Linked DNA regions of Homo sapiens: region 1 is linked to region 2. A link is an interaction called in ENCODE POLR2A ChIA-PET data of the cell type or tissue named here. Cell type or tissue: PC-9. All regions are shown on one strand. Links, peaks and the distances in the headings refer to the core of each region. The heading gives the core; the rest is flanking DNA. Region 1 overlaps RIPOR2 (RHO family interacting cell polarization regulator 2). Region 2 overlaps TRIM38 (tripartite motif containing 38).

Evidence for each region. Peaks named below come from ENCODE experiments on the same cell type or tissue, not always from the same donor. Only the 100,000 strongest peaks of a DNase experiment are listed, where the experiment ranks them.
Region 1: POLR2A ChIA-PET joins it to region 2 with 6 read pairs; 2 of 35 experiments call an interaction of 5 or more read pairs at or near these places.

What each region holds. Positions count from the first base shown.
Region 1 is chr6:24,925,117-24,928,037 of GRCh38, forward strand. All of the region lies in intron 1 of RIPOR2 (RHO family interacting cell polarization regulator 2), which reads right to left. Among named protein-coding and RNA genes, the nearest start is that of RIPOR2, 9.4 kb to the right of the region's middle. In PC-9, for the core only: no CTCF peak of the experiment used is centred there; DNase peaks (open chromatin) are centred at 725 and 1,175; H3K4me3 peaks cover 590 bases.
Region 2 is chr6:25,969,980-25,972,900 of GRCh38, forward strand. It overlaps TRIM38 (tripartite motif containing 38), which reads left to right. Exons shown (of 8, transcript NM_006355.5): 5 at 1,890-2,120. Among named protein-coding and RNA genes, the nearest start is that of TRIM38, 8.6 kb to the left of the region's middle. RefSeq lists an enhancer at 1,040-2,239. In PC-9, for the core only: no CTCF peak of the experiment used is centred there; a DNase peak (open chromatin) is centred at 1,372; H3K4me3 peaks cover 392 bases; H3K27ac peaks cover 2,428 bases.

The DNA.
Region 1 (2,921 bases), core at 227-2,726, 1.0 Mb before region 2:
CAGGTAGTTGGCTGGATCTGGCCTGAGGCCATGACTTATCCGTTTCTGCCTAGACCAAGAGCAGTGCAGAAAGCCACTGACTCACTGTGTGCAGTTCTCAGTGTTACCTGGTGGGTCATAAAGGCATAAACACCTATCTTTCTGGGTGTATTATCAATATTAGGAAGACTCACGGGGCTATCTGTGTCTACTGCATTGTAGTCCTTGTTGTAAAGGACAAGCTGTGTTGTCTTTTTGCATAGGGCAGATGATGCTTCTGACCCACCATCAGTTGCCTTTCCAGAAGTGTAGAGAATTTAGGTTCAGGCTGGGCGCGGTGGGTCATGCCTGTAATCCCAGCACTTTGGGAAGCCGAGGTGGGTGGATCAGGAGGTCAAGAGATCGAGATCATCCTGGCTAACATGGTGAAACCCCGTCTCTATTAAAAATACAAAAATTAGCTGGGCGTGGTGGCACATGCCTGTAATCCCAACTACTCAGGAGGCTGAGGCAGGAGAATCGCTTGAACCCAGGAGGCGGAGGTTGCAGTGAACCAAGATTGCACCACTGTACTCCAGCCTGGTGACAGAGTGAGACTCCATCTCAAAAAAAAAAAAAAATTTGGTTCATCCATTCTTGGTCTATCCTGCTGCAGCTGGTACTGTTTTCAACCTAACCAACTAATTATGTGCCCTCTCATAACTTTTATGAGTGGCACTCAATAAATATTTGTTAATGAGCTCACAGAGGATTGATTCTATTCACTCTTTCTCTGTCCCATGTACATGTAGTATTATTATGAAGCAACTGAGCTAATGTTTGTCCTGTACATTTGTATAAAATTAATGTTTACACACAAATACACATAAACAGCTTATCTTTTTTTCAGGAAGTTTTACCACTGAAAATATTTTTAAAACAATGGAATCTAAAACAAAAACAAAACACCACTAGAGGGAACATTGTAGAGGCTTCATTTAAAAATCTTAATTGCTGTCCTAAAATACTTAATATATACAACATTAAAGTTTTCAGTGGGTGTTATCTTTAAATTAGAAATGTTTTAACAAATACAGAAAGTTCAGCTTTTCTCAGATTACGTTTTTAAAAGAACTCTGTAAAGTGGTGATGGGGGAGGCAGTGCCTCTGATGTGTTTACCACAAGTAAATATTTACTCAGGAAATAGGTCCTGCATACTGTTAAAGATACGGTTAAAGATATGATTTTCACCTCCAGCATTTCTGGAGGAGGCAAGGGGCCCCTCTACACAATAAAACTGCCATAGTACATGTTTCTCCCTTGGATACCCAGAGAATTTTCAGGCGGAGACCAGATTGATTAAAGCAATAGCACATGGGTAAGTAATCATGTATGTATTCTGTGCCAAGCAATGGGGTTATTCTCAGCCCTGCCTTGGTCACATGGTGGAGATCAGATAGCAATCAGGTTTGCTAATTCATGAGCCAGAGGTACCTCTATATTTTCAGGAAAGTGTTTGAGGTGAGCAGTCGCAATAGCTCTGCTTTAATCAACTGTGTCTTTTATTAAGCCAGCTCTTCCTAACAAAGGCCAGGAATAGAAGAGGGGAATTGTATAGACTTGGGGGGCTGAGACAGCTGAGAAAATCGCCGTTACATAATAACTGATATTTATGTAGTAAACCCTTATGGTTTTCAAGTATATCATACATTATCTCCCTTTAAACGCAGCAGTTTTTTGAGTGGTTAATCATCATCATCATCATCATCATCACCACCAACATCATCATCAGCAGCAGCATCATCAGCATCATCTTCACCATTACCATCATCACCACCACCATCATCATCACCACCACCACCATGATTATTATAATCATCATCTCACTACCACCACCACCACCACCACCACCACAACTACAATCACCACCACCATCACCACCACCACCATGATTATTATAATCATCATCTCACTACCACCACCACCACCACCACCACCACAACTACAATCACCACCACCATCACCACCACCACCATGATTATTATAATCATCATCTCACTACCACCACCACCACCACCACCACCACAACTACAATCACCACCACCATGACCACCACCACAACTACAAGCACCACCACCACCACTACCACCAGCACCACCACAACTACAATCACCACCACCACCACCACCACAGCTACAATCACCACCACCACCACCACCACCACCACCACAACTACAATCACTACCACCATCACCACCACCACCACCATCACCATCATCGTGAATATCATCATCATCACCTCACCACCACTACCATCACCACCACCACCACAACTATAACTATCACCACCATTATCACCACCACCATCATCAACATTATCATCATAATCATCATCACCATAACCACCACTACAACCATCACTACCATCACCATCATAACCAATACCACTACCACCACTATCATCATCATGATTATTATCATCATCACCTTACCACCACCACAATTATTATTATCTCTATAATCGCTACCACCACTATCATCACTACCACCAGTCCAACCACTACCGCCACCACCACCATCATCATCAGTATCATCATAATCATCATCACCATTACCACCACTACAACCACTACTACCATCACCTTTATTATCATCATTTTCACTGGAAAAAGGGAATTGAATCTTCTCAGGGGTTAGGTAATTTGCCTAAAGCCAAACAACTAGTAAGTTGAACTAGGTTTTATGAGTTCAAATATTTTGCTCATTCCACAGCATATATGTTACTTCCCCTCAGTTTGGAAGTCTGGAAGCTAAAAATCAAAGATTTAAAAACAACAATGGCTTCAGAATTTCTGTATGCAAAGTACCCAATACAGCAATATGGTTAGAAAAGGGGTCTGGGCCTTCTCTAGAAGCTGTTTGCAGAGCAACACGTGATTTTTTACTCAGATTGTAGAATGCA
Region 2 (2,921 bases), core at 188-2,687:
CGATCTCAGCTCACTGCAATGTCCACCTCCCGGGTTCAAGCAATTCCCCTGCCTCAGCCTCTTGAGTAGCTGGGATTACAGGCATGTGCTACCATGCCTGGCTAATTTTTTGTATTTTAGTAGAGACGGGGTTTCACCATGTTGGCCAGGATGGTCTTGATCTCCTGACCTCGTGATTCACCCACCTCAGCCTCCCAAAGTGCTGGGATTACAGGCGTGAGCCACTGCACCCGGCCTATACTTGATTTATAAGTACATCACAAGTAATGCAACAACCTACACACTTGCAACTACAAACTTTCAGATTATTTCCGTGGCTGACTAACCTCCACATTATCAGAGCCACATTCTTTTATGGAAATATTTAGGTTTGTGCAAAAGTAATTGCGGTCTTTGCCATTAAAGTAAAGGCAAAAACCACAATTACTTTTGCACCAATCTTTATATTTATATAATTCACTAGCTTGCAGTAAAATCCCACAAGCTGATTACCAATTTTCTCTCTTTCAGGAGTCCTCTCTAACCTCTACCCTGATCTTTGTTTGTGGATGTTGCTCTTGAGCTCCTGAGTACACTCTTACTTCCCCCATTTCTAGGATCTTGGGCAATGGGGAAGACCTTGATTGTAACTAACATATATGAAAACCCGTCTATACAAGAGTTAAAGCTGCACCTGTCTCCTACACAAAAATTCCACCTCATCCTAAGTCAAAGACCCTTCTTCTATATCATAGTCATCAAAACACTGTATGAATTTATTTTTATTTTTTAATTTTTATTTTTTTAAGATAAGTAGAGAGTTTATTTGGGCCAAGTTTGAAGACTGCAATCCAAGAACATAGATTCAAATTGCCCTGAATACACACTCCCACTGCATTAATTTAGACAGCACTAATGGAAATTGCAACTTTACATCTCCTCAGATGAGAGTTTCACTTGATTTCTGTCAGTCTTACACATAGGAATGCTTAAGATGACCCTAGGGTAGTAGAACAGTATTTCTCAGTTAACCATAATAAATGCCTGTCACACTCAAAGCTCCCCCTGCCAAGAATTATGGACCCTCTTACCAGCCTGGTTGTCTTAAAATCCAGTCTGGGTGATGTTCATTATAAGCTTTTACTTCAAGAAAATCGCTCCAACTCAGAAATCTAACTTCTTAAATCATAAGTAAAAACCTCTTTTTATCCTTGTAACTGATAAAGTGTTTGAACTTGGCCCTAGTTTCACAATTAAATTATCTAGCACTCCTAACCCAGCTTTCTCCTGTGTCTTGGCTGAAGAACAAGAAAATTAATTGGGTGACTATAAGGAATCTGAGGCAACCTCTTCCACATCTGAGTGCCTGCCTCCCACACATGACTCTGCAGCAGGAAACTGGGGACATTCTTCCAGCTTCAGTGACTCATGAGAAAATAATGTCCCAGTGGCTGATTGTGTGTGTGTGTGTGTTTGTGTGAAAATATATATAACACTTAAGCATTTAACCACTTTTAAGTATATAGTTCAGTAGAATTAAGTGCTTTTACATTGTTACATTGTTGTGCAACCATCACCATTCCCATCTCCAAACTGCAACTCAGTTTCATCTTTCATCTTCTAAACTGAAACTCACTACCCATTAAACAATAACTGTCCATTTTCTGGTCTTGCCAACACCTTGTAACCACTATTTTACTTTCTGTCTCTATGAACTTAACTACTCCAGATGCCTTGTATAAGCAAAGTCTTACAATATTTGCCCTTTTGTTTCTGGCTTATTTTGCTTGAATGTCTTCAAGGCTTGTCATGTAGTAGCGTGTGTCAGACTTTCATTCTTGTTTATCCATTCATCCATAGATGGACATTTGGTTTACTTCCACCTTTTGACCATACTTTCTTGACTCCAGGAGAAGGTACAGATTCAGAGACAAAAAATCCGGTCTGACTTTAAGAATCTCCAGTGTTTCCTACATGAGGAAGAGAAGTCTTATCTCTGGAGGCTGGAGAAAGAAGAACAACAGACTCTGAGTAGACTGAGGGACTATGAGGCTGGTCTGGGGCTGAAGAGCAATGAACTCAAGAGCCACATCCTGGAACTGGAGGAAAAATGTCAGGGCTCAGCCCAGAAATTGCTGCAGGTGAGGCTGTGTACTTGGAGTAGGGAAAAAAGGTATGTTATAGTGCTATTAAAGGAGAATGGTAAGGAAGCATGGGAAGATAAAGTAATGTTTCTTTTAGATGTACATCAGTGCCATCAGGCTGGCCTTCACTAATTTATAGGGTACCTTTATGTCAATTAGAAAAATAAACTTCTGAGGGAACACAGCTTGGCCAAATGAAACCACGGGATAACATTTACCACTGTTTGCCTCCTTGGCCCATGTGCAGAGAACCCTGGTTGTTGACTCTCTCCTGAAATACTCCACTAGGTGACTGATGGGTGATGAAGTGGGGCAGCCAAAATGAGTGATAACCTTTTCCCTGATTTGCTTGTAGAACCCTTGCTCCAGAGCTGTTATGGTACAATCTACAGCTTTATCTGTAGGAAGATAAACATCTGGAGCCATTAATTCTGGTTCTAACTAACAGGATTGGTGACTATACTGTAAGGCTGAGTGTATAGCATGATTGCTTTACCACTGTGTGATACCTGCTACCACCATCTTAGTGGCAGTGGCCCAGTCTCAGGGCTGTGCACAGATTCACCACTAAGGACCTTTATGATAAGTGTTCTCTAATCTGGGCTCACTGTGAAGGAAATCCGATCACCAAAAGCTAGTCCTTACAGAGGGAGCATGGACAAAGCTCCTGGCCCTCAGACTTCAGCAAGGATGAGAATAGATGCAAATGTTGATAAACATCCTGCCATGCTGAATCTCCCAGAAGCTGGTAGGAATTATTCCATCTGGGTATCCATCAATACCTAAGACTGGTGGGAA